Regions from separate parts of the Homo sapiens genome. Here region 2 is linked to region 1. A link is an interaction called in ENCODE POLR2A ChIA-PET data of the cell type or tissue named here. Cell type or tissue: GM12878. All regions are shown on one strand. Links, peaks and the distances in the headings refer to the core of each region. The heading gives the core; the rest is flanking DNA. Region 1 overlaps RSPRY1 (ring finger and SPRY domain containing 1). Region 2 has its middle 6.4 kb from the start of PLLP.

The links. Peaks named below come from ENCODE experiments on the same cell type or tissue, not always from the same donor. Only the 100,000 strongest peaks of a DNase experiment are listed, where the experiment ranks them.
Region 2: POLR2A ChIA-PET joins it to region 1 with 5 read pairs; 23 of 35 experiments call an interaction of 5 or more read pairs at or near these places.

The regions. Positions count from the first base shown.
Region 1 is chr16:57,236,275-57,241,654 of GRCh38, reverse strand. It overlaps RSPRY1 (ring finger and SPRY domain containing 1), which reads right to left. Exons shown (of 15, transcript NM_133368.3): 15 at 1,186-2,776. The coding sequence ends at 2,680. Among named protein-coding and RNA genes, the nearest start is that of ARL2BP, 6.3 kb to the left of the region's middle. In GM12878, for the core only: no CTCF peak of the experiment used is centred there; a DNase peak (open chromatin) is centred at 2,332; H3K27ac peaks cover 642 bases.
Region 2 is chr16:57,288,373-57,293,752 of GRCh38, reverse strand. No RefSeq gene overlaps it. Among named protein-coding and RNA genes, the nearest start is that of PLLP, 6.4 kb to the right of the region's middle. RefSeq lists a silencer at 802-1,096. In GM12878, for the core only: no CTCF peak of the experiment used is centred there; no DNase peak of the experiment used is centred there.

The DNA of each region.
Region 1 (5,380 bases), core at 1-5,000:
ATCCTGGATGATTTGATCAATTTAATATTGAAGCCCTTTTGTTTTATGATCTAGAACTTAAGAACAGGAAACGTAAACCACCCTAGGAACAAAGTTCAAGGGTAGATTTTTAGAAAGCTGTTACACTCCTGCATTCCTTTGCCTGGCAAATTATTAATTCCATCTATTTTTCCTTCTCTCCACTAAATGTACAGACTACCTTTAGTTTCAGCTGGACCACACATTTCTTTACTGGTCTATTTCCATTTTTTTGCTTGTCCTTTACCCCCAGCCCACCCCACTCCTCCATTCCATTCTCCAAATAGAAGCCAGAGCCATCTGTTAGAATTATCAAGGCACTTCCATGCTTAAACACCTTTGCCTTCTACTGCACTTAGTATAAAACAGAAAATCCTTCACATAGCCTTCATGAGCAGTTCCCTGGCCTCTCCAACACTGTAGCATTACCTATTCTACCTACTTGCTTCCTATTTTTCCAGTTACAGGGGCCTTCCATCGGATCCCCAAACCCACTGAGACCCATTCTTCCTCAGTTAGTGCCTTTGCCTAAAATGTTGTGTTCGCCTAGCTACCCAGTCCTAGAAGCTAGTCCTCAGTCTCTGCCAGGCTATGTCCTACTTCCTCCTTTAAGTTTCACTAATGTTACTTCCCCAGTGAGGTTTCTTCTGACACTCCCACCACCATCTAAATTAGGTCCCCCTCATTCTCTCTAGGACCCTATTCTTTTCCACTAAAAATCTGTTACAATAAACACAAATATATTGTCTTCTCCCCACCTTAGGAACAAACTTCAAGGGTAGATTTTTAGAAAGCTGTTAGGCTCCTGCATTCCTTTGCCTCGCAAATTATCTATTAATTCCATCTATTTTTCCCTCTCTCTACTAAATGTACAGACTACCTTTAGTCTCAGCTGGACCACTTCCAAATTACTGTTAGACATAATAATAGACAATAATTAGACAAGCTTATTAGACATAAGCTCTACAAGCATATTTTGTATGCCACATAGGCACAGTGCCCAGCACATATTAGGTGCTCAATAACAATCTGCTGGATGAGTAAGTGGCCTTATTCTTAATTCTAATACTTGATTCTCTCCTACTCCCAAAAGTAGCCCTTAAAGTCTGAGAGTATAATGTCTTGGAACCTTAGCAGTATACACCAATGAAAGTTGTGAAATCTTAGTCAAAAAAGGCAACAGATGTTTTATTCTTCAATGCAAATTACTGTATTCACCACAAGCTAAAGAAGAGAACATGTATCCTACATATATATTTATATATATATATATTTTTTGTGTGTGTGTGTGTGTGTGGATTTATGGAAGACTAAAGACACGGAAAAAAATCCAGCACCCCAACATGTACAGCCAGGAAGGAAATCAGTTCTGTAATAGGACAGGTATAATGAACTACAAACAAGAAGGGGTGGAAAAAGAAGAAAAAAAAATGTGCATTGAGTTTAAGACACTGTAAAACTCAGAAGACATATTTACTATTCAAGTATAAACTCTGTAAGGACTTGGCATAAATTGAAAGGCAGCTGCTGAGGTACACCATTATAAAAGAAGTTCTATGAATTTACAATTCTACCTTCCAATTTCCTGGGAGAAAAAACCAAACTCTTGAAGGTCTTCACCAGAGACCCTGAGAGGGATTAACACTTTTGATGAAGACATAGTCAATAATTCATGATTGAACTATTCAAAAACATGTATTTATTTAGAACAATAGAAATACGTGTTCTCAGACTGTCCTCTAGAGTTTTTGAGACTATTAGTTCAAGAGTTTCAAAGTATATTACTTGTAAAAACAATACTGATTAAAAAAATTTTTTTTAACAAAAAAACAGAAATCTGATTTGATGGTACCTTGAAAATACCCTAAATACCAAATTTTCTCCAACCTAACATTACAGCTAATTTAAGAATTCCTCCTTCATTGGTAAAACATTTTTTCCTCATTAAATGTGGGTACTGAAATTGGATAGAAACACTATGAATGTGAAAATACCACCAATTTTCTGCAGTAAAAAAAAAAAACCCAAAAAACAAAAAAACAAACAAAAAACCTAGAATGTTCTTTGGAATCACTGAAATATCACAAACTTGGGTTTTTTCTTACAGTCTGTGCACCTTCTTTCAGGTTCTCTGTTTTGCTTGTAGTACTGACTGTGTGATTCTAATTTTTATAGATTCAAGTCTTGCAATGCAATATCCATGCTTGACACACCGGTGTCTCTGACCAGTGAGAAGTTATGCATAACCCAGAAACGCTGTCATTTACATCTCCATAAAGACTTCTGCCCCAAATAAAAACTTCAGAATGACACAACACATCCTGTGTTAAACAATCAAATGAACCCAACAAGGGGGATTCCAGTGTGATTTCAGTACTTGGGAGGGCATTGTCTGCTATGGTTTCTCATGGAAGTACCACAGGCCTGGCTGCTAGCATTCAGCTTTCCTTGGCCTTAAAAGGGATTTTCTCAGGGCTGGCAAGTTGGATTAGATTCTAAGAGAATTTTGTCTTTGACAAACTACCATTTTTAGCATAAAATCTGGCCATGGCTATAAGTTTCAATGTGTGTACAACTGATTAGAGAGTTTTTTTTTTCTTTTTCTTTTCAACATTGGCTGGAATTGAGTAGAAAAAAGTCCACGATGCCTCTTCACATGTGTCATGAAATATGAGAAATCTGTCTGATTCTAGATACTATTTCTTTACGACACAATGGGCAGGTCTCCAGCTGCAAGGCACAATCCATGCACAGGTCACTGGGGAGAAACACAGAAAAGTCAGTCAAGTTAATGCTTCAAAAGGTCAAACTCCAACTGCCTGCCAACTAAATCAAAAATGTTAACAAGTTTGTTCATTGAAAGGGTTACTAATTATACATGGTTTAAAAAAAATGAATATGTAAATAAAAAGTAAATCTTACATTTCTGATCCTCAATTGTCTTAGTCTGTGGAACAAGTAAAAAGTTCATATGCATTCTTTCAGACACTCTATATGTGCACAGCATATACTTACAGATGTGCACTTATAGGTAGGGATATAATATTTCTCCCCAGAAAGCTAGCCATTTATCCCAGAATCATTTACCAAACAGTCCATCTTTCACCACAGTTTTGACACAATGCCTTTGTCATATGGTAAATTTTCATTTTTAGTTAGTTCTATTTCTGGGCTTTTATTGTATTCCATTATTCTGCCATTCTTGTCATATAGTAATGGGACCAAACTATTAACATTTATTTTAATGTATTTTAAGATGTGGTATGGTTGTCATCTCCCTAACTTTCAGAATTTTCTTGCCTTAAACTTTTAAATCAGCATGTCAAGTTCCAGAAAAAAATCATGTTGCTCTTTTTATGTTGAGCAAATTAAACTTAGAGTTTAGAGAAAACTGTCACCTTTACAATACTGAGAGGTCCTCCTATCCAAGAAGAGACTCATTTATTTAAGTCTTCTGTTATACTCTTTGGTAGTTTAAAAGTTTTCTTCATATACGCTCTACATATTTCTTGCTATGTATTCTTAGATAGCACTTTTTTTTTTAACCATGGTAAAAGGGATCTTCAATTATATGTTCTAACTGGCTGCTATTATACATATAGCTAGAAGAGCTACTGATTTTTGTGTATTTTGTAAGTCATAGTGGTGACAGTAGGCATCCTTATCTTATTCCCAACATCTCTTGAAATGCTTCCTATGTGTCACCATTAAAAAGATGCTAGCTGGTGAAACCCCGTCTCTACTAAAAATACAAAAATTAGCTGGGCATGGTGGCGGGCACTGGTAATCCCAGCTACTTGGGAGGCTGAGGCAGGAGAAATCACTTGAGCTCGGGAGGCGGAGGTTGCAGTGAGCTGAGATCACGCCACTGCACTCAAGCCTGGGTGACAGAGCGAGACTCCGTCTCAAAAAATAAATAAATAAATAAAAATAAATAAATAAATAAAAATAAAAAAATAAAGAGATACTAGCATTTGGCTGAAATATATGTGTTTTTTGTATTGTTATGGAAGTATCCATCCATTCCTATTTTATATTGTTTTAGTCCATTCATTTCTGTTTTGTAGTATTTCATCCATTAGGAATGGATATTGAATTTTAACAAATGCTTTCTCAGCATTCTTGAAGTGATAACTGCCCCTCTCCTGCCTCTGGCCTATTTGAGTAATTATATTAAAGATTTCTATATTGTAGGCTGGGCATGGTGACTCATGCCTGTAATCCCAGAACTTTTCGGAGGCCAAGGCAGGTGGATTACTTTAGGTCAGGAGTTCGAGCCAGCCTGGCCAACATGGTGAAACCCCGTCTCTACTAAAAATACAAAAATTAGCTGGGCCTGGTGGCATGCGCCTGTAATCCAAGCTACTCGGGAGGCTGAGGCAGGAGAATTGCATGAACCCAGGAGGCAGAGGCTGCAGTGAGCTGAGATCACACCACTGTACTCCAGCCTGGACGACAGAGCAAGACTCCATCTCAAAAAAACCTGCCTTTGCCTGGGCTGGAGTGCAGTGGCACGATCTCTGCTCACTGCAACCTCCACCTCCCAGGTTTAAGCAATTCTTTGTCTCAGCCTCCTGAGTAGCTGGGATTACAGGCGCCCACCACCACGCCCGGGTAATTTTTTTTGTATTTGTAGTAGAGACGGGGTTTCACTGTCTTGGCCAGGCTGGTCTCAAACTCCTGGCCTTGTGATCCACCCGCCTTGGCCTCCCAAAGTGCTGGGATTACAGGTGTGAGCCACCGTGCCCAGCCTAAGATTTCTGTAATTGTACCATCCTTGCATTCCTAAGATAACTCCCCCTGCCAGTTGCGTTGCTAGGTCTTACTTTCTAATATTTTATTTGGGAGTTTTAGATTTATATTCATAAAAAAATAGTTTTTTCTTTTTATGAGTTTTATCAGCTTTTGGTATGATTACTAAAAATAACATTGTGGTTTTCCTACTTTCTCTATGGTTTGGCCAAGTTTAAATAGAATTGGGCTACCTATTCCCTGAAAGTTGTAAAGAGTTCACCTGTGAAACTAGCCTTAGTACTTGTGGAAGAGAAGGCAAAGGTAGCTTTGATAACCATTTTAACTTCTTTTATGGTAACAGGAATGCTTAGATTTTCAGTCTCCTCTGGGGATTGACTCTTGTAATTCATTTTATCCAGGTTTCCTTTCTTTGTCCCTATATCCCTTTTAAAATTGTTGTTGCTGCTCAAAGTTTAGCTAAATTTTCTTATAATTCTTTTAATGTCCTCTTCCAACTCTATTTTGGATATATATCTACTATGGAGACTATGATCATACTTAAGATACCTAGTTCTAAAGTTTTATATTTCAGCACTCATTAATGACCCCTTGTATTATGTGCAAGACC
Region 2 (5,380 bases), core at 94-5,093, 52 kb before region 1:
CTCAAATGATGCCCTCACCATCATTGGCCTCCGCCTCCCAGAGTGTTGGGATTGGGATTATAGGCATGAACCATTCACACCCAGCCAGTTTCACAATGTCTTATAAAGTAAAACATATTGGCTGGGCTGAGCTCGGTGGATCACACCTATAATCCCAGCACTTTGGGAGGCCGAGGCGAGCAAATCACTGAGCCCTGGAGTTCAAGACCAGTCTGGGCAACATAGGGAGACCCTGTCTCTACTAAAAATACAAAAATTAGCTGAGTGTGGTGGCGCAGGCCTGGAGTCCCAGCTACTCGGGAAGCCAAGGCAGGAGAATTGCTTGAACCCGAGGAGCGGAGGTTGCAGTGAGCTGAGATCGCACCACTGCACTCGAACCTAGAGGACAGACTCCGTCTCAGAAAAAAAAAAAAAAAAGAAAGAAAAAGAAAAGCATAAACAAGGTGGCTGAGTGACACTGCTCACACAACGACAGAGTTCAGGGTTTCCCCAAACCATCCTTAGGTTCCATAATCAGCCAGGACTCACAGAACTCGCTGCAAGCTGTATAACCATAGCTGCAGTTTATTACAGCTGAAGGATATGGATTAAAACCAGCCAAGGGAAATGGTGTATAGGGAAGGGGCTAGGAAAGTTCCAAACCTGGAACCTCCATTATCCTCTCCCTGTGGAATCAGGGACAGCGTTACTTTCCCAGCATCAATGTGTGACAATGTGCACAGACTATTGCCACCCTAGTAAACTCACTGTCTTGGTGTCTAGAGTCTTTATTGAGGTCCCATCATGCAGGCAGGGTTGACTGCCCAGGTGGCAAATCTCAGACTCCAGCTCCTCCTAAGGTCCAGCTATGTGGGTCCATATCTTGTGTCCCAAAGCTTCCACCCTAAGCCACACTGTTCGGTGACCTGCTGCAGCCAGACCCCAGGCTAAACCACATTGTTAGACTATCAGGTGTGGCCAGCTCCACCCTAAACAATGACTATCAGATATGACATTCCAAGGGTTTAGAGGTCAACACCCAGAGGCTGAGCACAAAAGCTAGATCTTGCTGGGTAGGTGGTTCACGCCTGTAATCCCAGCACTTTGGAAAGCCGAGGCAGGCGGATCACGAGGTCAGGAGATTGAGACCATCCTGGCTAACACGATGAAACCCGGTCTCTACTAAAAATACAAAAACTTAGCCGGGCATGGTGGCGGGCGCCTGTAGTCCCAGGCAGGAGAATGGCGTGAACCCGGGAGGCAGAGATTGCAGTGAGCCGAGATCGCGCCACTGCACTCCAGCCTGGGTGACAGAGAGAGACTCTGTCTCAAAAAAAAAAAAAAAAAAAGCCCTCAAAACTAACTAGGAAATGGGGAGATGTAGGTCAAAGGGTACAGAGTGGCAAACATGTAGGATGAAGAAGTGGAAAGACCTAATGTACAGCATGAGGGTTATAGTTAATAACAGTGTGTTGTATTCAGGATCTTTGCTAAATGAGCAGATTATAGCTGCTCTTGCCACAGGGAGGAAAATGGGTACCCATGTGAAATGATGGATATGTTAGTTTGTTTCACTACAGTAACCATTTTACTCTATATGTATCTTACAACATATTGTATATCTTATATATACACAATAAAATGTATTTTAAAAAAAAAGGAACCATTCCCACAGCACCAAGCATAGGGCCAGTTGGAAAAGTACTCAATCAATATTTGTTGACTGCAATCAGCAACTCGTTGAAGTTGGCTTTTGGAAGCTGTTAGATGAACTCCCATGGGAACCTTTCTGTGAATTTCTTAAAATTGTAAAAGGCAGAGTGTGATGGCTCAAGCCTGTGCTCTCAGCTCTTTGGGAGGCCGAGGCAGGATGATTCCCTGAGGCCAGGAGTTCGAGACCATCCTGGGCAACACAGCGAGACCCTGTCTCTACAAAAAATAAAAAAATTAGGCCAGGCGCGGTGGCTCACGCCTGTAATCCCAGCACTTTGGGAGGCCAAGGCGGGTGGATCACGAGGTCAGGAGATCGAGACCATCCTGTCTAACACGGTGAAACCCTGTCTCTACTAAAAATACAAAAAAAAAAAAAAATTAGCTGGGTGTGGTGGCGGGTGCCTGTAGTCCCAGCTAGTCGGGAGGCTGAGGCAGGAGAATTGCTGAGGCAGGAGAAGGAGGTGGAGGTTGCAGTGAGCTGAGATCGTGCCACTGCACTCCAGCCCCGGCGACAGAGGGAGACTCCATCTCAAAAAAAAAAAAAAATTAGGCCTGTCGCCAAGGCGGGTGGACCATAAGGTCAGGAGATCAAGACCATCCTGGCTAACACAGTGAAACCCCATCTCTACTAAAAATACAAAAAAATTAGCCGGGCGTGGTGGCAGGTGCCTGTAGTCCCAGCTACTCTGGAGGCCGAGGCAGGAGAATCACTGGAACCCAGGAGGTGGAGGTTGCAGTGAGCTGAGATTGCGCCATTGCACTCCAGCCTGGGCAACAGAGTAAGAGTCCGTCTCAACAACAAATGGTAAAAATAAGTTAAAAATAAAAATAAAATAAAATAATTAGCTGGGCATGGTGGTACACGCCTATAGTTCTAGCTACTGGGGAAGTAAAACTGGGAGGATCACTCGGGCCCAGGAGTTCAAGACTGCAGAGGGACATGATCATGCGATTGCACTCCAGCCTGGGCATCAGAGTGAGACCCTGTGTCAACAACAATTGTCTTTTTTTTTTTTTTTTGAGACAGAGTTTTGTTCTTGTTGCCCAGGCTGGAGTGCAATGGTGCAGTCTCAGCTCACTGCAACCTCTGCCTCCTGGGTTCAAGTGATTCTCCTGCCTCAGCCTCCCAAGTAGCTGGGATTACAGGCATGCACCACCACACCCGGCTAATTGTTTTGTATTAGTAGAGACAGGGTTTCACCATGTTGGCCAGGCTGGTCTCAAACTCCTGAAATCAGGTGATCCGCCTGCCTTGGCCTCCCAAAGTGCTGGGATTACAGGTGTGAGCCACCACACCCAGCTACAACAACAATTGTAAATCTAATAGTGTAAATCCTTCAGTGGTTTAAGACCCAAGTGATCTGACTCTTGGCTGCCTGTTGAACCTCATCTCTCCCTATCTTCCCAACTCTTATCCCTCGGTGCTTCCTCAGAGATCTCAAAGTCTTCCCTGACTCAGGGCCTTTGCACAGAAGGCAGTTTTCCCTGCCTGCAATGTTCTTCTCCTGTCTGATTCTTGTTCATCCTCCAGGTCTCTGCTAAAATGTTTAGACCTTCCTTGACCCAGTTATCTAAATGACAACTCCCAATCCTCAGAATTACTCTCTCCCCTGGCTCCCTGCCCTTTTTCTGTGGTGACATCATCACTACTGGTGAGTTGCTATTTCTTGGTGGGTTTGTACATCTAGACTGTCTGTCTCCCCCACTAGACTCCTTGAAGGTGGGGGCCCTCATCACAGCTCACAGCTCCATCCCCAGGGCCTGGCACTCCCGAGGCACACACTAAACATCTGCTTCGTGCCTGAACCCCCACTGCTGAGTAGCTGAGTAGCTGGGGCCACAGCTGGGCAGGCCCAGTACGCAGTGGGGATAAGGTCAGAGCAGGGAACTTTTGTAGAACTGGAGAAAACTGAGGCAAGACATGTACTGCAGGTATCCCGTGTGGAGATAGGCTGCTCAGAGCCCGGGAAGGGGAGGCCGGTCCTGGCAGTAGACAGGCTGTCTGTCCCCCCACCCCATCCTAAGAATCCAGGACCCCGTGGCGCCAGCGGAGACTGTGGGTGGGCAGCTGGTTCCAGTCTGGGGACAGGTTCCTTCCCACTTTTTCTGACTGGGGGGCGAGTGAAGTTGGTTTGGGAGAAAATGTCAAAGTGAAAAACAGTGGAGTGATTCAGTCTTTTCAGTCTTGCTTGCTGCCATTTGAAAAGAATGAAAGTGGGATTAACAAAAAAAAAAAAACCCACAAAATCCAAACCAAAACCAAAACAAAAACACCCTACTGTTTTAGAATCTGCCTCAGAAACAATCATCTTTTTGTTTTCTGTGTCACAATAAAATTAAGGGCTCACCCGAGCTTTGTTCTGCACTTGGACTTGTCTGCAGAGAGGCTGGTCTCTGAGTAACAATTTTGCAGCTACCAAGAAGACTCCTCATTTCCAGAGCACCTACTGCAAGTGGGGTGCTGGGACAGGGGAAGGGGCTCAGGTGCATTGAGGGGAGGGGGTTGAACATCCCGTTGAGTAAAGGGTTAAGTCAGCATCAACCAGTGATATTTTTAAAGTGTTCATCAGAGCTTGTCTCTCGCCTGCTTAAAACACTCCAGGCCTTGGCCGGGCGCAGTGGCTCACGTCTGTAATCCCAGCACTTTGGGAGGCCAAAGCAGGCAGATCACGCGGTCAGGAGATCGAGACCATCCTGGCTAACACGGTGAAACTCTATCTCTACTAAAAATACAAAAAATTACCCAGGCGTGGTGGCGGGTGCCGGTAGTCCCAGCTACTCTTTGAGGCTGAGGCAGGAGAATGGCGTGAACCCGGGAGGCAGAGCTTGCAGTGAGCTGAGATCACGCCACTGCACTCCAGCCTGGGCGACAAAGCGAGACTCCGTCTCAAAAAAAAAAAACACTCCAAGCCTTAAAATAAAATGTTAGCCCTTCTCCATCATTGTGGTAGGCTGTATAATTGCCACTAAAAGATGTATCAGTGGCTCATGCACTTTGGGAGGTCAAGGCAGGAGGATTGCTTGAGCTCAAGTTCGAGACCAGCCTGGGCATCATGGTGAAACCCAGTCTTTACAAAAAATTGGTGAGTCATGGTGGCTCAAGGACCTGTGGTCCCAGCTACTCAGGAGGCTGAGGCAGGAGGATTGCTTGAAACCTGGAGGCGGAGGTTGTAGTGAGCCAGGATGGCACCACTGCACTCCAGCCTGGGCAACAGAGTGAGACCCTGTCTCAAACAAACAAACAGAACAGATCCTAATTCTTGGAACCTGTCCATTTTACCTTATAAAGTAAAAAGGTCTTTACAGATTAAGTGACTAAATTAAGATTCTTTTTCTTTTTTTTTCCTTTTGAAACAGGGTCTTGCTCTGTCACCCAGGCTGGAGTGCAGAGGCAAAAACATGGTTCACTGTAACCTCAACCTCCTGGGGCTTAAGCAATCCTCCCACCTCAGCCTCCTAAGTAGCTGGAACCACAGGTGTGCACCGCCACGCCCGGCCAATTTTTTTTTTTTTTTTAGAGACAGGGGTATTTGCTGTGTTGCCCAGGCTGGTCTCAAACTCCTGAGCCAAACCCATCCTCCTGCCTTGGCCTCCCAAAGTGCTAGGTTTACAGGCATGAGCCACTGCGCCCAGCCTCAAATTAAGATTCTTTATTTGAGGAAAACTATTCTGGAGTATCTGGGTGGCC